Regions from separate parts of the Mus musculus genome. Here all the other regions are linked to region 3. The links are chromatin loops, found by intact Hi-C in ENCODE. Cell type or tissue: heart. All regions are shown on one strand. Each heading gives the region's core, and the rest is flanking DNA. Links, peaks and the distances in the headings are about the cores only. Region 1 holds the start of Gm19417 (a long non-coding RNA gene). Region 2 holds the start of Nfia (nuclear factor I/A). Region 3 overlaps Nfia (nuclear factor I/A). Region 4 overlaps Nfia (nuclear factor I/A).

Region 1 (5,883 bases), core at 387-5,386, 53 kb after region 3:
AATAGTAGTGGTTGTTGGAATACCACACATTTGTTAGTTGTTTGCCATTTGTTAGGCAATAAGTTAAGCATTCTACTTGAATCGTCTCATTTAACCCTTCTATTAAGTTACTATTGCAGCTGACATGTTACCAGTATGTCAGCTCTTCGGAGTCCTTTTCAGCTTCTAACGAGAGCTATATACTGCTTCACTAGACTCTAGAGTGACCAGATATAAAGAGTACATATTCCAGGGGGTGGGGGAGGAGAATACATGAGATCCTGCTCTGATATTTAATATGTATCCAATCTATGTCCTGCCAGTTACTTTTTCTTTGCCTTAGTTCCTTCCTTAAAAAAATGGGAAGGACATTGGCAGTAAAACTGCTTAGGGTCTGATGCATTAGAATAACACAGGTATTATTGTATTGTATTGCTGATTGTATTTTGTCTCTATCTCTAAATAATATATTTTTCTTAACAGGTCAATTAATCTAAATCATATGCAACAGTAATGGAAATAATCCTATGATATTGGAAATATTTTTAAATTTCACTTTTTAGATGAGAAAACTGAAATTTATACTAGCTAATCAACCAACTGTATTGTCATGGTTAGTCAATGCTGCCTCCAGTACAGGCAGACTGACCTCCAAGCCTTCCTCCTCTCTGGATCAGCATGTACTTATAAGGAGAACTAGATGCTTATCAAGGTATACATGCTATAATAATGGTCTTCTGGGGGCTGGTAATATATTGGATTCTTCAGTGAAACTGAAGGTAAACTGATATATTTTGGAATATCCCAACTTGACCAACATTTTATTCCCTATGTGATTAGATACAATATAAAAACACAGAAGAGGATATCTATGATTTTCTGTCCTTGTAGGACAGACATGGAGGCAACAGTAAAAAATGTAAGTAATTGAACAAATTAGCAGGGGCATTTTGGATTTTCCTAAGAAATGTTCCATAGAAAAGCATGATTGCCAACCTCAGATTTCTCCTTTATAGAGATATCATCTGAGCCGAGAACTGAAAGGCAAGAATGTATCACCCAAAAGAAAAGGGAGGAAAATCATTACAGGCAAACAACACATAGAAAAGGGACTGGCAGAGTCCTGACCTCAAACGGAGACCTGCAAGGCTCAAGCATGGAAGAATCAACAGGATAAAGTGAGGCTAGAGAGGTGGTGCAGATGCCAGATCTTGTAGGGCAGGCCCTGGCCACCAGCTTGAAGTTTATTCTCAACACACTGGGAAACACTAAGCATTGTAAGCAAAGGAATGGCAGAAACTACTGTAATTCTTTAGATTGCTAGGCTGGGTGCTGTGTGAATGAGCAAAATGGATATTTGATTCTAATTGTTTGTTTGTTTGTTTGTTTACTGTTTTATTTTTCAAGCTTAGCTTCTAACATTTTTATAGACTGGAAGAATCTTGATTCTCTCCTTGAATGTCCTCAAGGTGAGTATGTGGGAACTGAGGCACAGGCCTTTCAAGACTTGCTTATGGAGTCAAGCAAGGAAGAACAGACTCAATTCACTTACAAAGTCAGATGGAGGGGGCAGGGTACAAAAACCATAACAAAGCATGAGATTTTCACCAGTCTTTGGTTTGGGAAAGCTAAAACTCCGCATTTGACATTTGTAGTTCTCCTTCTATTTTGAAATCTGTACAATGTAGCTATATCTCACAGAATTCTCACTTTAATGCCAAGTCCTTCAGCTTTCAACTCAGACACATCTACGGAGTCTGTAGGGTTAAACGCAGCTCCGCGAAGTCAAGAGAACTGTGTGTTCTGTCTGGGAAAAGTTCATGAACGTAATTTTAAGCTCTTGTTTTCTTTCAGTTCCTTCCTTCAAGTTTATTGCTAAAAGCCCGACTCTCTAGGTCCCATTTAGCCATATTCCTACAAAAGCTCCCCAAAGTGACAATGCTTTTATTTTATTTTATTTTTTAAGAAAATAAAGCCAAAAAACAAAAGGGGGAGGGGTGGGGAGCCAGTGTGAAGTTCCTCTGAGTTCCTGCTCTCTTGGAGCATGGCTCCTATCACACAATAATGTGTTATTTTGTTGAATTTTGGCATTCATCTAGCTTGTTTGGTCAGAAGCCAAAAAATTAAGAGTGTGTCGGTCCACCAGTTTCTCAGCAGAGAAGCGCTCTTCTCACCCAGCCAGTGCGCCGTGCCCTTGGCCTCTGGCCAAGAAGGGAAATCCATTTTACATAAAGAATGCTCCGAGCTCAAGTGCGCAGAGACTTTTTACCTGCTGAAATAACTTTGTGGAGAAATGCCAGTCCACTAGACACATTCTGCAGGCACATTTGGCATGCAGCGCAAGGCAAAGAACTCTGCGGAGGAAGCAAGCTTTTTCAGAACAAGGAAATGGCTGTGCTGCCCTCGTGGCACGTCACGTGGCTTGGCACGGCGCGCTGATTGGCTGCGGCGGGTAAACACGGCGCCATGTACGGCTGCGTCGTCGCCTCACAGGTCGTGAAATGGCGCCGGGGGCCCAGCCGGCCACGGCCCCTTGAGTTCCTTGTTTTTGTTTTTGTTTCTCTGCTTGTGTTTTAATGAAGCTCACGGATTTGAGTAGAAACAGATTTCTCACAAACTTGCTTCTCTCCGGCTCGATTTCACAGCTCGGCATACATTTGGGCTGTCTCAGGCTTGACAGCGTTCCAGGGAAAATACTAACTGTAAACTTTGCAAGGAGAATTAAAGGAGCAGGCAGAAATGTCAGGAGGGTGTCCTCCCTTCACAAAGCACAGGCATCTGCACCGAAGGCTTCCAGTAAGGTCCTACCTCTGCAGGGCACAGCGGGAAGGAAGGAAAAATAGATAATTCCCCTTTGGCCGAAGGCATGAAGGAGCTCTCTTCCTCTCAGGCCTGACCAGTTGAACATTGCACACTCTGGTGTATAAATATTTGCCTCTGGCTGAAGTTCAAGCCCTATGTGGCTGCCAGACACAACAGAAAACCAACATTCAAGGGAAAGTGTTTACTGCGGTGATGGCCAAAGGAACAACAGCCAACAAATGAGCACATCTGATTGGCCAGGCCTGCCTATGGCAATATCAGAAAGCACCAGGCCACTAGCCACTGACCACTGGGGTATTCCTACCCCTTCAGGAAAGGCTACGTTCTTTAATACAAGACCAGAAGACTTGCTGGTGGTTTCCCATGTGTTCCTCCAGAGCAAGCAGCCCAAATAATCCTAAACCATGCTCTTAACTCTTACCACTCCAGCAAAACAAGTGGATGCTTCTTCAAGTTACCCAAGTAGGATCTCTAGCCTTTTTGTATGTTTCTCCCTTTTCAGGTTCAGGGTAAGGCTATCTGCATGTCTCCCAATTCCCATTACTAAGTGTTCTGTAATAGAGGTCTTTAATCATCATCTGGTGAATTTTAAGCTTTTTTTTTTAAACATTCAAGGGGAAAAAAAAAGAAACCTTTGAAAGGTATCTAAACTCAATTTATTTATTTTGAAAGATAAGAGCTTGAACCCAGAGCCTTGCACACATTAATCAACTGGCTACTACTGAACTATATCCAGGCTGGTATTTGTTTGTTTTTTGAGATTAGGTATATTAAAAAGTAGACTGCTCATTCTGGTCTTGAATTCACTCTGGAGCCAAGACAAGTTTCAATCTTAGGATTCTCTTGCCTCAGTTTCCCATGTATATATTTCTACAGCTGGTTAAGATATTGCAAAGTCATACACCCTTCAAAATGCCTCACCCCAAACTAGAATAGTTCTAAAACATATAGAAATAATAAAACTGGTCATCCAAAGATTAAGATCTCTAACGGGGATAAAGAAACTAAATGAAAAAGGATCATCAAGAAAATCTTCAGAAAGTAATGAACTCATGGGTCATATTAAGCATGTAGCTGACAAGGCCGTTTTCCAACAGTTTCTATATGGGGGAGGGGATTCTTAATACAACTGAAGTACATTATGAACTTTTGATCATTGTCATCTTTATAGTCCAGTCTAAATAAACAGTTCATGAATCACACTTTTCCTTAGCATTGCAAAGGAAATATATTTAGCTGAACTGAAAAGATATTTTTTAAAAGTACAAAAAAATTTAGAAATATAAAGATATGAAAAGTTTTAAATTATTTTGATTTTATGTCACAATAATTTAGGTAAAACAAACTGCTGTTAGGGATGTTGTTGTTGTTTTGTTGTTTTTGTTTTGCTATTGTTGTTTTTTTTTTTTTTTTTTGAGACAGGGTTTCTTTGTGTGATAACCTTGGCTGTCCTAGAATTCACTCTGTAGACAGGCTGGCCTTGAACTCACAGAGATCCCACTGTCTCTGCCTCCCAAGTGCTGGGACCAAAGGCATGTGCCACCATACCTAACTCTGCTGTTAGGTTTTCATTTTTTAAAATAAAATATGCATTTGGTGAACTAAAACATTTGCTATTCATTGAAAACAAAAAGTTTATATCCTACACAATATACAGGATTAGTTTTGAAAATTCCTCAAGAGCTCAAATCTTGATTAACCATCCTAGGCTTAAGGAAACTTCTAAATTTGATTTCATTACAAAACTAAAATAATTTGTTGAGTAATTCCATTTTCAAATGTTCATGAAGCTTTTAACAACTATATTGCCCTCCTGCGATTCTCAACCAAATGGTCCACTTAAATTTGTCTGTATTGAACCTTAGAAGCCCAGGATTTAGCATTGAGTCCAGCTTTCAAGTGATCCCTGAGAATCCTGTGCAAGGGGGTCACAGAGGAATGCTCTGTTCCCAGCTGTGAACAAGACAGAATTAGCTCTGAGATGTTTCCTCCCACTGCCCTACTGGACGGAAAGGTCGAGATGGTCAGCTCTTGTAGTCTCAGCATGAACCGTCAAAACAACATGCATGATAAAAATAGATTGTCTGTAGCAAACAAAATACAAATGCAGAAAGAATTGAAAGTAAAAATAGTTTTAATGTATTTAAATGGCAGATCAAACACTTTCAAAGAACGTAACCTAAAACCAAAGAGTGAAAGGATAGAGCAATAAATAATTTTTTTTTATTTTATGAACTCTCGAGTTTTAAAATTTGAAAAGCAATCATTCTGACCCATGGCTGACACTTTTCTTAGGAAATTCTTCGGATTCACAAGTAATTCACTGGGAATTAAAACACTAGGGGCAAATTTACCACTCTTATTTGTTTCTATTTTGATAACTGCATTTTTCCCATCCCTATTTCTATGGAAATAAACATGCTGTTTACTATGTTTGTTTACCTATCAGTGGGGATTATGGTTGAAATATTATGAGGTTCTCTTTAATTTAGTGAAATAAGCAGTATGTTCCGATGTGCTATGATAGGATCCATTCAACCACAATGGTGAAGAGAGGACGCAAGGGTAGCTGCTGCCTTAGATGTAAGTAGATACTTAAGACTCATCACAAGCAGCATGGCTAATAAAATGTGGCATTTGTATGGTAAAATGCTAAAACAATAAAACTAAACTGGTGAAGAAAGCAATACTATCTTAAGAGACTTTTACACTGAATAAAATGTATCTTCTAAATAAAAATTATGTTACAGATGTAAATATTCCTTTGAAAGCCTCTGAATGCATCCTTTACCAGCAGAGGCTTAGCTATGTTATTTGCAATTCCCTCATTGTACCACAATGTACATTACTGTCTGTAAGCTCTAATTTGGCATGGCGCATCATTAATGACCTGAATGGTGGCTGTTTCACACATACATATTTAATTACAACAGCTGAACAAATTACATATTTATGCTTTATAAAGGGGATTGCCAGTCGAATTCATTTGCTATGCATGCAGGTACAGGACTCCATCTGCAACAGCATCTGCACAACAAGAGCTGACAATTATCCATTGTACAGCCAGTAAGCATATCTGGG
Region 2 (5,883 bases), core at 529-5,528, 150 kb after region 3:
GGTGCAGCCGGCGTGCGGGGCTTGCGGGGCTCAGCCGCCCCTCCCTGGAGCGGAGGAATCGCGGGCACCGCGCTCCGCGCCGCAGCCGCCAGAGTCCAGATTGCAGCGTGTCAGGGGCTGCAGCCGCGGACACACGTGCGGGGCGCCCGCAAGCCCCGGCGGAGCTCCGCAGTCCGGCGCCCCGATATTAATTAACGCATTAATAAGAGGGCGCCATTAGCCATGTGCCCACACAAATGGCCGAGCAGGAGGAATGCACCCGCATGGAAACAAAGTTACTTTCTTAAAGCTGCAGCCCCCCCCCCCGCACACGCGCGCGCACACACAGAAACACGCGCAGACACGGCTCCCGCCGAGGCACACGGCCGCCCCGCGCCCCCGCAGCTGCTTACCTGGGTGAGACAGAGCGGAGAATACATAACTGCCGGGCGGCGGGGGGTGCGTGCACGTCTGTGTGCGGGCTGGAGGTGTGCGTGAGTGTGGGTGCGAGAGGGAGAGAGAGGAGGAGAGAGCTAGGAGGGGGGGAGGAATAAAAAATCAAGCCTGCTTCTTGCGTTCACATTTCCAACTCGGCTCAACTGCAGCAGCCAGCGCTCTTGCCGCTCCACGCGCTGAACTTTAACCCCGCCTAGAGTTTCCCTACACTCCACTATACTGTCTACTGTACGCGGGCGTTAAAGGCATAGCGCACCCTTTCCCGCTCCCGCGCCGGCCGGCCGGGTGCCCGCGAGCTGCCCGCGCGCCCGCCTGCGCCGCGTTCTGCACCGCACCGCACGGCCGCCGCCCGCTCGCGCCGCCGCCGCGGGGGTGTGGGGGTGGGGTGGGGTGGGGGTGGGGGGGCGGGGTGGGGGGGAGCCGGGTGGGGGAGGGGCGGCTGCGGCGCTGACACCGGTCCCCAGCCTGCAGGGCCGCCCGCCCGCCCGCCGCTCGCTCCGCGCTCGCTGCCTCCCGCGGCCCCCCGCCCCCCGCCCCGCTCGGCGCGGTCCCCGGGAACGCGGCGCGGAGCGGTTTTTTCAGCGTGTCCTCCGGGCGGCTATAGGCTGCCACAGGATGTGCTTAAGCAAACAAAACTACTTTTCCTCCTCCCCATCCCCCCACCCGCGCCGCAGCCCTCCGCGGACGTCGGGAGAGGATTGGGGCAACTTTGTCGGGGCGCCCCGCACCCCCGTGGGCCGCGGGTTGGGCTCCCTAGGAACCCCAGAGAAGGGCGCGCGTTACATTTGCATGTATGCAAATTTCTTGTAAAAAATCAGACCTTCTAGGTAACTTTTCCTCCCTTCCTCTGAAATGCGGTAAAGCTCAAAAGCATTGTAATCTCTCCTGCGAAGCTTTCTATGGGAATAGTATCGTCGGGAGAGGTAATATGCACAAAAGCCTGCTAACTTTTCAGCTACGACTCTATAGCAGTCAGAATCTGGGGGTGGGGGGGATAGGAAGATCACCCCAAAGATTCCCCAGATTGCGGGGGAGGAGGTGTCTGGAGAAAGCAAGGAGGAGAGTCATGAGCGAACGCTCTTCTCTCCCAGAACCCAGGAGCTGGTGGGTTTAAACACAAACGCCCAAAAAAGTTCTGTCACGTCAGAAACAACAGTGGTTTAGCTGGGACATTTTTCTGTATACTGAGAAGGAAAACTGTGAAAGGGTTGCCCCCTTAGGAAAGAGATATGTTTGTATCCCCAAATGGGAGCCCAGGACTAACATCTGAGTCCCTGTTCCCCAGACACACTCTTCAAGGGTGCGTCTTTGTGGATCCCAACTTTTCCCTTCCCCAGGTAATAGTTCTCAAGATGGAAAAGAGCTTCCTGCAATTATTTTAGGTTTGCTAAAGTATTGTTTTGGCAGAAGGGGGGGGGGTGGTTTTAGGGTTTGGCACATTGCCAACAAGCCTGCTCTTCCAGCTTTCTTTTTCTTCTGTCCTTCCCTCCTTCCTTCCCTCTTTCTTTTCTTTCTTTCTTTCTCTCTTTCTTTCTCTCTTTCTTTCTTTCTTTCTTTCTTTCTTCCTTAAAAAAAAAAAAACTCAACACTTTCTCTCTAGACTCTCTTTTCTTCTAGAGGGGGAAAAAGTATACCTGTCTCCTCCAAACTCTCATTTTCTCCTCCTCCTCTCCCTCCTGAAGTTTTGCAGCCTTCTGTATTTACCTACCCTTCTTTAAAACTCCCCAGATTCCGACGCTGGCACACAGACTGGGAATCCGCTCCCTGGTGGAGATGACAGGACTAGAGTCTGCAGGCATGCCCACCCGACAGAAGAAAGTGAGGGGGTATGATCACTTTCATTCAGATTTTTTTTTCTAGGTGGGTAAGCCTGCTACTAGAAAAGGCCAAATATAATGTTCTGCTGAGACAGCCGGCAGTCTAAAGTTTGTTTGTTCTCTAGTCCGTTTAGGGCTAATGCTCAAGAATCCATTCTTCTCCCCCTGATTCCCACCCCCTGCTCTTGAATATTCTTGGAATCCATATTATTCCGATTACATATTAAGGATTGAAGGAAAGTAATAGCTTCAACCTTTAGTTAGAACGTCCATTTTCCCAAACTAAGCAACTGCTTTTCCTTGGTTCCTTGTGGCTTTCAGGAAGGAAGAAATGCCCTCCAAGCTAAGAGGAGTTAGAGAAACATTCCTGGCCACGAAACCCTTTGCTGGGATCTATAACTTCAAGACTCTCCAAGTTTCCTCGACAGAAGTTTCTGGCTGAGGGAACCAACATGTAACTGAGGCACAGTGACAAGTTATTGTCCCGTGTGTGTGTGTGTGTGTGTGTGTGTGTGTGTGTGTGTGTGTGCGCGCGCGCGCGCGCGCGCTCTGGGGAAGCTCTCTTCCAAAGTGGATTTTTTTTTTTTTTGGTGTATAGATACACTTCACATCTGCCTCTTTTCAAAACAGCAAAGAATTTTACTTTTGATTCTCAAGGGGATTTTTTTAAATAACTGCCTGTTGCCATGTCTTCTTTTTTTAAATGGGAAAAAGTAATTGAATGCTGATATTTCCACTTTAGAAACTTCTTTTGTTGCAGCAGTGGATGTGCCCGCGATTTCCAGCATTCTGCGGTTAGCAATATTATCTTAAGTAACTTTTGGCGCCCTTCGTAAGACTTTTGGATATGGGACGATTGTTTGCGCCCTCTAGGCAAGGGCTGGATCCAAGTTCAGCACCAAAGCCCTCCACATCCGCTCCTGCTTTCTCTCCTATCTGTGCCAGCTCCCGCTCCCTCCCCCGCTCCGGAGGAGGGTGGAAGGCGGGGGAACACTACAAAGCCCAGTTCCAACTACAGCCTTTGCAAACTAGACTGAGAAAAATACCGTAGAAGAGTTACAGTTACAGAATGGCTTCTGGTAACTTTCTCTCCAACAGGCATAAATTTAAACACACAAAGAAACAGATGTTCCTCAGAGGACAGACCCGGGATAAAAAACATTTCTAACTTTCTCCTGTCTTCTAGGTTGCAAAAGTAAATCCTTGTCTAGAGTTCACAGAGATACTAAGAGAGGGAGAGAAAGGAAGATCTGAGAAAGAGGGGGAAGGGAAGGGGGAGCAAAAGAAGGGAGAAGAGTGTAGGAAACACAGGTGATGTATGAAAACTAGTTTATTGCAATCATATAAATGACCCATTGTTAGGAAGGGTAAATCCTTATTGGAAACATTACTCCAGTCGTTTATTTTGCAAGTGGTAGGAGGCTGCCTTGAAACCGGATTGTCTTTGCAAAAAGGAGGTTCCTGCCATGCTCTCTGCTATCCATATTCTCCCTGGCACAGAGCCCAGCCTTGCATTTACTGTTTTATTTGCAGAAACGTTACCTTGCCAGCTTTAGTGAAATCCTCTTAGATGTATAAATTACGTCAATAAAGTTTCACTTCTACATATATCTGAAATACCTCTCCTTTCTATTTAGTTGGGAAATTGTATTAATGTGATTTAGATTTTAATGCCCAAAGTAGTGAAAATGGGACCAGGATTCCTAAGTGACAATAAATACCATTTGCTCTATAGTTATCACCAAGACTAACTCTTAACTAGTATTTTCCAGCATTTTTCTTCACTTTTTTACTTACTGGTCACTTGTGTGCAGATTTCTCTTACTTGCATATAATCCCAAATTGAATCATGTTGATGCATTGAGCACACAAGTGAGTTTTTCACATCAAGTTTCCGAACAAGGTTTGTCTGGAAGGCCCAAAGCCTCAGGAAATAGTTGGATGAGAACTAAATCCACATTAAAAAGTAAAGAATCCATATTATTTTCCATGTATTACCTACAGAATTGGGGGTGGGGGTTGATAGATTTGAACCAGAGGCTGCAAGTTATATCTCCAAGACAAACTAAGGCAGTTAGTTTCCACCATGCAGATGGCCAGGATTGAACAAGAGGCTAGACTCCAGCTAACAGGAGTCAGTTCTCTCCCACTTATGTACCCGCCAGTAGGGTTGTTGTGGTAACACAAAGAAATGTGATATGCTCCATGCTACTGACCATAATCTGAAACAGTAGAATTCAGGAACATCCAGCCCCTCCCTTCTCCTTTTCAAATCTATAGAACAGTTGTCCATCTACCTATAGTGCGTTCTCTTTCATGGATACATCAAAGACTCTAAAAGAATCAGCGAGAAGTTCTGAAGCACTTAGTGCAGTACCAACTTGAGGCATCTTTCTCAAAGAAGCTAAACCTCTCCTACGAGTTCCCAACTTCCCTGAGTTCTGAGAATAACTAATGCAAGGTTAAATATTACTCTAGCAGAATTTTCCAAAGGAGCAAAGTTAAAAGTCACATAGGAGCCATGCAACCCCCCAACAGCCTCTTTTCTCCTTTAAACTAACAACAACAACCAAAAAAACACCCCTCTTTCCTATTGTAATTGCTAAATCCGGAAGCGCTGGTATCTTTGACAGCTTGAACTATACACCATCCCCTTCAGAACTGCAGAGAACTTCAGATCTCATTTGCCCCGCCCCCTATGGCTATTACGAACCACTGTATGCCCAAGCTTTCTCATGATTGGATAGAACTTCTGTCAATCTCGCAGGTTGTCCCATTGATTAGAGGATCGAATCGTCAATTATTCTCGGGTCCAGACATTTCTTTTCGGGTTAGGTTGACTGCAGAGGCCAGACGTCTTTAACAGAGCAGAGCACGTACAGGATCCCCCTCCCCCTCCCCCCCTTTTCTGGAACGGAGCAAGCGCTAGCAGGAAAAAAAATCTGTTAAGCTCAGCAATTTTTTCAAATCCTGGAAAAAAAAAAGAAAGAAAGAAAGAAAGAGAAACCCGATCTCTCTGCTGCACATAACAAAAACACGATCCACAAAGCTGCATCTTTAAAAGAAAACCATCGCAATAGACATTTACCCAGCAATCACTAAAGTGCATATTCGAGCTAGAAAAATTTTAAAGTCTTAACCATTAAGCATAAACATTCTACCGTTGTTTATATAACACATATCGTATAAATGTAAAATAGAAAGTTTAAGATGTACCACGTACCATTGCAATGTAAAAAGAGTACGTGAGAAACTTTAAAATGCTCAGACGAATTGCTTCATCGCTTGTCCCTGTTTTTTTGCATTAAAAAAAATAGCTAAATAAACTTGGAACCGTTGAAAACCCGGAAGAGATTTTTTTAAGCTGCTGGCCAATTGCAGGCTTCTTGGATATTTTTTTTTTAAACTCCAAATCAAAAGGCTTCTACCAAGGATGGCAGAGCTCTCTCTCTCTCTCTCTCTCTCTCTCTCTCTCTCTCTCTCTCTCTCTCTCTCTCTCTCTCTCTCTCTCTCTCTCCCCTGTCTTTCTCTCTCCCTCCCTTTCCCTCTCTCGCGGTCTCTCTCTCTTTCTCTCTCTCCTCTTTGAAAGCGATCCAATCTAACCCGAGCTGGCTGCTTCTCAGATTCTCTC
Region 3 (5,883 bases), core at 329-5,328:
AGTTGGACCCTGCATCCGGTATTTACACTAAGCTAAAATTCTAATCAGTACTAACAGCAGTATGTTTTAATTCACCCTATGATTTTATTTCAATCTGCTAAGTAGCACAACTGCCAGAATGCAATTGCTATAAACTTAAGTAAACAAATGCAAAACTAAAATAAATCTTAAACCTGTTGTATATAAAGTTTGTGCCACTTCATGCAAGCAGTACAAAAAGGCACAGCCCAAAAGTCTTAGTCAACACTTTTTGCTCTCGCTTAAAAAGCTCTTTGAAGAAAGTATTGCCTTGTCTAGTCTCCCCACATCTCTTCCAGAGAATTATCTGGTGCACACTAGATCAGGAAGAGGAAACGGCCATGTTATTTTACAATGGCTTTTCACCCCAGTGTCCCTCGAATCGTCTCCTGCCAAGCATGTGAAACAAGAAGTACTCGGTGACTCCTCGAATCTCTGGATGACACTACAAGGACTCGTGCCAAGGAGTTAGTGCCAAGTCTCGCATCTTTGGGATCCACCCCTCTTTCTGGGTGTTAGTTGCATGGGGGAAGGGACTGGCAGAAGTAGAACCTGACCAACAAATTCTGAGAAGTTGGTCACCATTTTGAACCTGCTCAGTGTGCTTAGATCTTGGCAGCCATCTTACAGCTTGGCAACCATTTTGAGGATTTGTTTGGCAAGCTCTCAGAATTCGCTGACACTGTTTAAATAGAATGCTGGTTTAAAATAGTCCATGCTAACCAATACAATGTGATAGCAGGTAAACAACAACAACAACAACAACAACAAAAACCCTCCAAAATACCAAAAAAACAAACAGCAACAACAACAAACCACCACCATCAACAACAAAACCCTCCTTATAAGCCTTGCCAACAAAACAATTTACATCTTCATTTGGGTAATGACATCTCAAATTCCTTAACTTAGAACACATTATGTAATGCAGCTGCTATTCTGTGTCCTTAAGCCGTTAGCAGACAAGCTGTTAAATGATGTTGGAGGCTCTTACCAGGAGCAGGTAAGGAAAAGAAAGGCAGACATGCTCGGCCCCCACAAAACCCACAAATATTATCAAAATGTTTCAGAGTCTGTTCAAAGGCAAGCTGAGAACTAGATTCTAGACAATGGCAACCGAGTGTCACAGACTGTACCCATGGTCTTATCTCATGAGCCCAGGGAAGTCTCAGTCATGTAGTACGAAACTCTCCTTGGGTAAGGAGACAACGTCCACCTCTCAGCCCAACAATAACTCTTAAGGCTCATCTAAACAGAGAAAAGGAAAACTTTGCAGATTTTGGTGTTTTTCAAAACATCTTTGGCTTCACTCTTTCACCTTTTAACATATTTAATTTTGAAGTATTTGATTACATAAAAATAGAAAACCAGAACAAAAACCAAACCAAACCAAACAAAAAACCCTACATTATCATTGAAAGCATTTCTTAATGTCTAACAACTTAAAATACAAGCAGTAACTGTGCACTGCTGGGACCGACATCGTTATAAAACCTGTACAGCTTCCTACACTGGTGAATTAAGTGAAATGACAGTGAGTGAAATTTTACAACATATGGAAAAGGAAAATGACAATCCAATAATCCGAAAATATCTTTTCATACTGAAATAAATAACACTTTACGGCACGATTCAGTAACTTCCTTTGAATGTTATGAATATTTAATAATTCCATATCAACACAGGGAGAAGCTTTATGATAAAAGGACCATATTGTTCATACTTTTGGGGGGAAAACAATCCCCAAACTATTCTTTTATTAGCCAACTATTATTGCCAAATCACAAACAGGACAATAAAGCCTAAAGAATTCTAAATTTTGTGATGGCCAAAGATAAAAGACTAGAGTTACTAAATAAAACGGCAACACATTTATTTAAATACCAGTGCTCCTTGGGGTGTACGAGGCACCTGGCTCATCCTCTAGCTCCAATGAGGTGCAATAGAAAGAAAGGCACAGGAACGGGGGGAGACACAGCATCAACTACAGTGCTCACATTAGTGCAGGGCTCTTAAACCTGAAGCCTGAACCGATTTCAATTCAGGAAATATTTTAATTCATATAATACCATCCAAAGTGAAACAATTCATTAAATCATGCTCAGAACTGGAACATTACATAGGAAGACATTATGCTGAAATGGGTCAGCCTAACCTCGTTATGCTACTCAAAGTCTCTCTGCTGAGTGACAGTATCTGCAGTGATATGACGTAAACCATGCTAGGATGGCTTGGAATGCATTGATAAATTGCTCTATTGATCCTGTTCTGCTTCACTTACCATAATTATAGTGCAGTAATGGAAGACATGAATGATAGATTTTCAGTACAGAAGAAAGCCCGGAGTTTGCCTGTTTCTTTATGAGATTATATAAAACCCTTTCAATTAATACAACATGATTGATATGTAACACTGAGGACAAGGCCTGATTCTAATGTTCTTCCTAAGGTATTGCCATTCAAATATTTGTGTTATTTCAAATAAAAATATTTAGTATTTTAAAGAAATATAATTCATAGGATGTTGCTTCCTAATTTACTTTAAGGATTTATTTCTATTACTTTTAAGTGTATGTGTGCATGCATGTGTGTGTGTCTTTCTATCTGTGTGTCTGTGTATGACTCTGTGTGTCTGTGTATGTCTCTGTGTGTGTAACAGTATGTTCACATGAGTGCAGATGCCCCTGGTGGCCAGAGGCATCTCATCCTCTTAGAGATGGAGTTACATATAGTTAACAGCTGTCCACTGTGGGTGCTGGGAACTGAACTCTGCAAGAGTAGTATGTGCTCTGCACTACTAAGCTAGTGGTTAATATTTCCAGCTCCATGTTTCCTAATGATTTTACAACCTATTTTGAATCCACTAAGAAATCTCTTTCAAAACTTGAATAAACTTTACACAGTCTTACCATCTTATCTTCATTGACCACACCATAACCAATGAAAGGAAAATTACAGTGTGTGTGTGGGGGGGGGGGGAGGTATTAGGTATTATATTGAAGAATAAATGTTAGACTGGAAGGACACAGGCAACTAAAAGAAGTTTTAGAAGAGAAAATAAGCAATTACTAATCTAGACAATAAGAGTCCATTGGAAAAAAATCAAAGAAAAATAGAAACTTCTTAATATACATCATATATAATGGTTAATCTCCTAATTATCCAATATGCATAAAATCCAGCATATAGTGTCAGATATGCATTAAACCCACATGAGCAGGGAGCTGACTGTATACCACCCTGATACTGTCACTGTAGAGATTACTGTTTCCCCAAAATGGATATATTTAAATTAAATGTGTCATTCTTTGTCATGGGAAAGGAATGTGAAAAATTCCCAACTTCATTTTAACAACTCAGGGCAGGACTTGATTTGTTTTTCATTTCAAAATACGCACTAATGCAAAGATCTCATTTTATTCGCTTTTGCTGTTTAGAGAAAAATATATAAATATGGTTGATTTTTGTAAGAATGATCAACTGGAAGAAAGAAAATTTTCTTCCACAACTAAACGGTGTAAAAATTGATCTCAGCTTCCCTTCTTGGATTACAAAGGCTACCACGGGAATTAAATGTCACCCAGGAGGGCTGTGACAGCATCAAGCCTTCCCTGACACACAAGGCCTGCAGCCCAGACATTGAAGGCTTACATCAGGAAAACTCAGCATGCAGGGAACAAGTCAGAGCCAGCTATCGACCCCACCATTGATTTCGACTAGGAAAACCAAGAAGGGAAAAGCACCAGAAAAGATAGAATTTCCTTTTTCTTTTTCGCTCCCCAACTTAGGGCTGCCAAACTTAGGTCTTCCCAGGCCCGAGCCCTGCATCCTGCATTGCAGCCAGCCAGGATGTCTGCCTGAGATAATTCAAGCTGAAAGCAGACAGTTGGCAGTGGAAGCTGCTCCTCCAGGGACATGCAGCATGGCCTTGCACACACAGAATGCAGCTACTTGACAGGAGGGGACAGGAGGGGACCTGTGACTGTCCAGGTGATAGCTGACCATATCCCATGTCGAATTAAAAAAAAAAAAAAGCCTTACACTACCACTTACAGAAAGTGAAACTAGCTATACCTAAAATAGCTTCTTTGTCTCTCGGACAAGGGATCACGGATACTCTCAACTTCTAACCCAAACACACACACACACACACACACACACACACACACACACACACACACACACACACACACTTTGCTAGTGTGTTACGAGTTTGCTTTTTAACTTTCACATAATTTAACACACAGAGGGTCAACACCAAGCAGAAAAGAAGGAAAGGAGACTGCTTGCTGTAGCTCCTTGGGGTCTTAATCACATAATTTTGAATTGGTTGAGGATCATTTACTTGGATCATTATAATCATATCCTACAAGTATTCCACCATTTAATTTGTGAAACCCATGACCACAGAGCATGCACATAGAAAGAATTATTAGATACATTTACTTTATTGCTAAATTCAGAGATGGCTCCAAGCCATTTAAAAATAATAACAATAGTAATAATGATTAATAACAATGCACTTCCATTCTGACTCAGACTCTCTTGAGGGGTTTTACCACTGTTCACTAATTAAGTCTTATACCCGATTCCTAGGTATATGAGCACTGTTAGGTCAATTATACACCTGGGAAATCCCGGCACCACAAGTGGGGCCCAGCAAATCATGATCTAGGGAAGATGTAGGAAATTATAAGTGTGGGGAACTTACAGAATGTTTCACCATTCAAAACATTTATAAAATATGGCAGTGGGGGTAGTGGCAATCATACAACTAAAAGAAAATAATTTGACTTTTTTTTGATAGTTCATATTTATCTGTTCTGCCCAGAAGAAAAAATTATTTTTTCTGAATTGACATTTTAATATAGTTAAGCATAATATTTTATGCTTAACTCTCTACGGACACTGAAGTATTTATTGATCAGTCAGTTGTCCAGCTAACTCATATATAGTATCTTTGCTTTAACAAAACTACTTGAAAATGAGAGTGAGTGCTTATCTGTAGAGCTAGGAGAGGCTTTTACTTTAAACACTGCATGGACGTCAGGGGTTCCCACATCACTGAAAGTTTCAGGTTAAAAACTGCCTTGGCTTCATTCATTCACCACTGTTGGGGAATGTTTCAGGGATGAAAATTCCCACCCAATGGGAGCTTAGTTTATACTGATGTGGAGAAGGAAGCTTCTGGGTGTGTATTCATTGATTCTCTCAGGAAATATGGTTCATCTTATGCACCAGGATTCAAATATACAAGTGTGTCAATGATGCTGGCATACCATAATCCAGATTCAGGAAGCTGGGGCAGATCATGGGTCTGAGGTCAGTGTTGGTACACAAGGAGGGAGGCCCTGTCTTCAAACATAAATAAATAAAAACTGGATGGAGGAGTTAAACCCTAGCTTCTTTTTAGTCTTGCGTAACACTTTTTTCTCAGTTTCTTACTTACTTACTTACTTACTTACTTATTTTTGCATCTACCTATTCTGTATCTACCTTGGAGAAGGTCTTGATTTGTGGTTTGGATGCACTTAAGAAAATCATAGCAAAGACACAATGTAAAAATTATGCCAAACACCCACTTTAAAGTTGGGAAGCACGTGGTCATTTGTGCCATGTGTTTTGAAATTAAGCCCCAGTGCCCTCGAATCTGGCCTCTTAGGCAAGGAGCTCCCTCCAGTGACTGTCCTGATTGTCAGCTCTGTGCAGTAGGCTTTTCACACACCAACTCTCACCCAGAGAGGATGACTTAGCCCTGCCCTATCTTCCCGCCATGATTTTCCAAATAGACTTTAAAAAGGTGAAAGGATGAGACTCCCCTGAGCTGGATTTCAATCATTGGTCAGCACCAGATGTCTTTAATGT
Region 4 (5,883 bases), core at 361-5,360, 170 kb before region 3:
TGCAGCCTAAGTAATATCATATGCACCATTTATTTGGGTCCCTACAGAGGGAGCAGAGGGAGTGTCAGTCACTCACAGAATCTGCAGTTCAATGAGGATTGCCACCCCATTAGGACTAATCATGTCAGCCAACCTAGCTGACAAAACGAACATCCAGAACCTGCCCCTCCCAGCTTCTTCACAGCTTGCTTTCGCTCTGAGATTTTGTTCTTCCTTCCCTCACCAGGCATAAAGTTTAACCGTTTTGTAATGGGGAATTATACACAGAAACTCTCCACTGCATCCCTTGACAGATTTGTCCTTAGACTCAAAAACTGAGGCTGTAGGTTTCATTTCAACTTGCTCCTGGGGAAGACACTAAGAATGTTCTTAATAAATTGTATCATCCTGGTGGCCAACTAGAGTACACTTCATGGAAAGCTGATGTGGAAGGCTGACCTGGACACTCAGCTCAAGGGGTCTCACCCTGTTAACACTCCTCCATTTCCTCCCATTCACAGTCCTTTTGTCTGGAGGAGAATTGAGACCATTCCAGTTTTGCCTCAGAGCCCTACCAAACTTCACCTTAAGGAAAGTGATCGGTAGAGACTGGGCTTTCTCATTCTACTTAGATTAAATCTGTATGCCATACCAGTGGAAGGAAGGAGGGAATAACTTCATGACTTTATTGAAATGTGACTTCTGAGGATCAGGAGGCTAAACAGAATCACCATGGTCACATGATAAATCAACTCAGATCTGCCTCCTTCCAAAGCCTGTATTTTCTTGACTCCTGGAAAAAAGAAAACTCAAGACCATATGTCTTCACATGCAATGTCTGCCTGCAAATTCCATGCCCAGTGGGGGATCACACCAAGCAAGGCCAAGAGCTTGTCCTGCTGAGAGCCCTCTATGCCTTTTTGCAAATCTTAATGTTCCACAAAATAAAGTCCAAGAATCTCTCCCCCAGATCCAGGTACATGTTCACCCATGACTAGGCTCTCCCCCAGATCCAGGTACATGTTCACCCATGACTAGACTCTCCCCTAGACCCAGGTGTGTGTTCATTAACGACTATGACTTGGTTTAAACTCCAGACTCACAATCAAGCCTTCTCAGTTGCTGATTTTATATGACAGACAGAGCACACACTGCTCTCCCCACAATCTAACTTCCTGGTACACACCACCCGGGTCTGCAAAGGAAAGCTCTTCTACCATGGATACTTCTTCTATAAAACTAGCTCTGCCATTGCCTCTGATGTATACTCCTCGCCCCACATTTTCCTTCCAGAGTTCTTCCTGCTCTCTCTGTCCTACTAATAGACCACACATGTTCCCATGATGTCATTCATCAGACTTTATTGGAATTTGCTTACTTCCCCCCACCAGAAGTCTGCAAATTGTAGGGTGGTGGTGAGATTATATGTACCCAAGGCCTTTCTCTTAGCTCAATATGGTATGAGGAATACAGTAGGTACTCAATAAATCCTGACTTCCCTCATCTCCTTAAGATCCATTACTTGGGTGACAAGTGGGAGAGATGAGCTGGGCAGCCAGGCACTCTGACTCCTGGCCCAGTGATTTCCCCACTTTCCCAATATGTACAAGACTGATCTATGGCTGGCCTCATCTCAGACCTCCCTATAGTTCAGTGTTCCCCTATTCCTTGTACTTCCCTGTAGGGCTCTTTCCCTATCCATACATGTAAACACACATGACCAGGCATTAGCAGATGAGGGACTATGCTGAAGGGTCATGGCTGTAGGTCATGAGAACCGGTCATCAGTTCTTCCATTGTTTAAGGCACCAGGAGGCAGGCTGCCTATCTAGCCTGTCTTGAGCACTTCCTGCATCATCCAAGGCAGGATCATGAGGACCTCAGACTTGGGAGGAGGGCAACACACACACACACACACACACACACACACACACACACACACACACACAGAGGCAAGGACCGGCTGTGCTAATCTTGTATGAACACCAGCAAAGAGGTGTTAGAGATCATGAGCCTCTGTGCCTCAGGAGTGTGTGTGGAAAATATCAGGGCAGCAGTAACTCACTTTGGCTCTGCTGCAAGGATGCACTGAGAGGCCTTTGAGACCGTCTTCGTCAGGAGATTGGGGAGAGGCACAAGCTGAAGACAGTGCTTCAGCGGACAGGGCATATTGTGAGGCAATATCCCCAGAAGAGAGGTCTCTTAATGACAGCATTTTCTCTTCATCTTTAGTACAAATTCGGGAGAGTACTGAGGGGCTGAGGAGACAGGAAGAGTCAGCGGAAGTCAGCAGCTCTTTGGAGACTCACTTTAGACCAAGGACTCTGGCTTGGAACAGTGTGTCCTTCATTCTGCCAAAGTCTTGGACTCATTAGCAGCCCTGCGAAGGGCCCTGGCCAGACAAAGTCTGGGTACTCAATCCTTCCCTCAAGTGGACAGTCATCACTTAGAGTGTAGGAGACATCTGTGGGATTGGCTCCTGGTCCTGGGCTTTTCCTTGCAAAGGCTGAATGAACTGTGAGAATCCACTGTGCTGTGGCCTCCTGGAGGTCATGCTGCAGGGAGGGTGCTGGGCTCGGTTTCCTGTTCTTTAAGCTCTGTTGACTCAGGCCGAGCAGAGCCCAGCACTGTTCTTCTCTAGAGGAAGCACCTGGCTCAGACTCTGGAAGCTGGGTGAACTTTGGGGGCACAGGAGGGCACTGTGTACAGAACCTGCATGAGCTGAGCCACATGCCCTCTATACAGACAGCTTTCTCAGTCCACAATAACCCAGAGAGATGTGTCCTCCATCAGGGGACAGCCCTGTCCACTTCCCGGACCTCAAACTGCAGCTGAAAGAGATGATAATTCTAACCCCCCTCTCTATTTCTCTCTCTCTCTCTCTCTCTCTCTCTCTCTCTCTCTCTCTCTCTCTCTCTCACACACACACACACACAAACATACACACACATATACACACAAACATACACACACACACATACACACAAACATACACACACACACATATACACACAAACATACACACACACACAAACACACAAACACACATACACACAAACATACACACAAACATACACACACACACACACACACACACACACACACACACACACACACACGGTCTCCTTGAGATACAGAAAGGGAGTGAAGAAAATAAAAAACTATATGAAACTATACCAGTATTAGGAAAGAGAAGAGGGAACAATCAGGGAAGTTGAAAAGTACAGGAACCTTCTCAGAGAGTGGGAAAGCAGTAGATACTGTTAACAGCCTGACCATGACTGACTGCTTCTTTCACGGAATTCACTTTGTTTAGACATAAGAACATGATCAGATTGGGTAACGGCCCAAGATTTAAGCCAAACAATACAATCCTATGCTAGCTTTCCCAACACCTAAATATTGGGCTAAAATGGGATTCAGTTTCAGCTAGTGAGAGCTAAATAGAAATTTGGTAGCCAGGCACAAAGGTAGAACATGGTACCTTTTTCTGCTATTGCTTGAACAATGGAGTATGACATAGGGGTGATGTTTGGAGCTGCTGCAGAAATTCTGGGATTGGGGGCCCCAAGCACCAAGATAGAAAGATGACATTGTGAGGATGACAGAGAGAGCATGGGTTCCTGCTGGAGTCCCGCAAAAGCTGAAACAACGACAACCGAAACTGTGTTCTCATAGTTTTAGAAAAATAACCTTGATTAGATTAAGCAACACGTAACTGGCTTTTCTCCTAGTAAGTAGACACTATTACTGACTTCGTCAAATAGATATGGAAGCTGAATTCCAAAGGAGCATAGGCAGGATGTGAAAACAGGTCATTCCCATTCCACAGCTAATAGCATTGTGCCTGTTCTACTGTGAAATCAGATTAGAGTGTCAAAGACATGTCCCTTATCCCAGAACCTCCACTGACAGAGGCATTCCTCTTCCCCGAAAACTGTCATGGAAGTGTCGCTAACTCCTGCCTGCTGTCTGTAGTCCCACTTTTAAAATCTGTTGGTCGTGGATATGGAGTTGTGAAACTGAACGTTGGGTTTCAAAAATACTGGAAACAGTAAACAGGATGTTTCTAGATATGCAATGACAAGAAGTTAATTAAAAGTCAAGTGAGTAATGAGTCCAGGGTGTTTGGGCAGCACTGGCCCATGCTGCCCTGCAGGACATCTTTGCAGGCTTGCACAGGGTGCATGTGTGCTTTGCCCCATGCATTGTCACCCTGTGCAGTACCAACTCATGCTACTTGAAACACCTCAGCTCAGAGTGAGACTATTGCAGGTTATGAATTGTAGTGTTTTTATTAATCACACAAAGCTTTCTGCTCTTACAGAAACATAATGATTTCATTATGGAAAACAAAGACTTTAAATATTTCCCTGCCAGTGTTCCAACTGTCAGCATGCTAGTATCAAATTAGTATAGCTTTGGGTTGTTAGAACATTTAATTAAAACTTTTTTGTGTTGTTGACTTGAGTTTCATAGAACATTTGCTAAGAGAGTTTTCCTTTGTATATGGATAGAGTTTCCAACAATTTCTAAAATTGCCCTAAACTTCCTTCCACCATTTTGTTAATAAATATTTATTAGAATCAATATTCCCAGTATTGATAATTTTAAAACCAGAACATTGATCAACTCTGAAAAAGTTGAAGATTGTCTATATCCTGCAGAATCTGGCATGCTTGAATCCATTTCATTAGCATGCAAACCTGCTGAAATCATTAATAAATCATATGTATACTGAAAATTATTTTATAGTACATTTCTCTGATTTATTATAAGTAAATGCTTGATTTGAACACCTGCTTTATGAACCTCTAATATACCTGTAACCCTGAGGTCTTGTAGAACCTGCTCATGTGGAAAGGTTGAGTGAGTGGAGAGGGTGTGAGAAGCATGGAGCGGCGAAGTGCTGTTTGCCAAGGCACGGCCCTTCTCTTAAGCCTTTCTCTAATTTCCATCTTCCACACTTAACAAACATCGCATCTTTAATATTTTCTTTTTCCTCTGTGAATGTGTGTGTGTGTGTGTGTGTGTGTGTGTGAATGTGTGTGTGTGTGTGTGTGAATGTGTGTGTGTGTGTGTGTGTGAATGTGTGTGTGTGTGTGTGTGAATGTGTGTGTGTGTGTGTGTGTGAATGTGTGTGTGTGTGTGTGTGTGTGTGTGTGTGTGTGTGTGAAATCATCTCTTAATCATTCCACTCTCCTTTACTGCTGATTTCATGTTAATGCTGGAGGGGAAAGGGCGGCACTATTTACTAGACATTGACCCTGTGATGTTGCATGGTTCATACCATAATTCTTAGAATAATCACCAATTTGTATTAGCTAAGATTCACCCTCCATCTTTATATTTTGGAGACAGGTGCCACACCCTTTCCAGGATGCTGCAATTATAAGCATGAGTCAAGCTCTGGATTCCCAGATGTTTTGGAACAAGGCTATACTCCAAACAAAATGCTAAATAAAACAAACTCAAAAACAAATATTCAAAGGTAATGGGTGGGCAGGCACAGAAGAGCTGAGAAAAAGAAGAACACTTTCTTTGCCTTTTTTGAAAGTGCCACCAAATTAAAACTTGAAAAATGAAGTTTCCATTGGTTGAAAAAATGTTAAAGGGAGTCATATAGCTTGCCAGGGAGTTATCTGACATGCAACATTACAGGCCAAGCCCCTCTGAGTCCTTGCTGAATAGAAACATGACTTTGTGTCCTGGCTCTACAATCTTGGTAATGTGCTCTGAGAAAATCACTTTCCCTCTTTAAATTAATTTTCTATGTTTTTAAACTGTAGGATAGGGTTAACAATGATAGATCTTTTCTAAGGAATGCTTTAAAGATCAAATGAGTGTGTATATATAGTATATATATATATATATATATACATATATAATGTATATATATATATA

The links. Hi-C counts contacts between places; a loop is a spot of excess contacts. Peaks named below come from ENCODE experiments on the same cell type or tissue, not always from the same donor. Only the 100,000 strongest peaks of a DNase experiment are listed, where the experiment ranks them.
Region 1: it touches region 3 in a loop (3-fold over the local background); 6 of 42 quality-filtered maps call a loop at or near these places.
Region 2: a loop joins it to region 3, with 4 times the contacts of the local background. A loop is called at or near these places in 11 of 42 quality-filtered maps.
Region 4: a loop joins it to region 3, with 2.6 times the contacts of the local background. A loop is called at or near these places in 6 of 42 quality-filtered maps.

Annotation. Positions count from the first base shown.
Region 1 is chr4:97,865,564-97,871,446 of GRCm38, reverse strand. All of the region lies in intron 2 of Nfia (nuclear factor I/A), which reads right to left. It overlaps Gm19417 (a long non-coding RNA gene), which reads left to right and starts at 2,438. Exons shown (of 2, transcript XR_376437.4): 1 at 2,438-3,264. In heart, for the core only: a CTCF peak has its summit at 4,823; DNase peaks (open chromatin) are centred at 2,396, 2,946 and 4,786; H3K27ac peaks cover 1,551 bases.
Region 2 is chr4:97,772,504-97,778,386 of GRCm38, reverse strand. Nfia (nuclear factor I/A) reads right to left here and starts at 761. Exons shown (of 11, transcript NM_010905.3): 1 at 393-761. The coding sequence starts at 419. It overlaps Gm38709 (a long non-coding RNA gene), which reads left to right and starts at 964. Exons shown (of 5, transcript XR_003955232.1): 1 at 964-1,358; 2 at 2,164-2,261; 3 at 2,574-5,883. In heart, for the core only: CTCF peaks have their summits at 2,208 and 3,111; DNase peaks (open chromatin) are centred at 676, 1,066, 3,176, 5,016 and 1 weaker place; H3K4me3 peaks cover 4,215 bases; H3K27ac peaks cover 4,517 bases.
Region 3 is chr4:97,918,684-97,924,566 of GRCm38, reverse strand. The region is part of intron 2 of Nfia (nuclear factor I/A); the gene reads right to left. Among named protein-coding and RNA genes, the nearest start is that of Gm40208, 16 kb to the left of the region's middle. In heart, for the core only: a CTCF peak has its summit at 2,696; DNase peaks (open chromatin) are centred at 476 and 3,906; H3K27ac peaks cover 1,182 bases.
Region 4 is chr4:98,088,186-98,094,068 of GRCm38, reverse strand. All of the region lies in intron 10 of Nfia (nuclear factor I/A), which reads right to left. Among named protein-coding and RNA genes, the nearest start is that of Gm34784, 35 kb to the left of the region's middle. In heart, for the core only: a CTCF peak has its summit at 2,499; DNase peaks (open chromatin) are centred at 1,968 and 2,398; H3K27ac peaks cover 3,049 bases.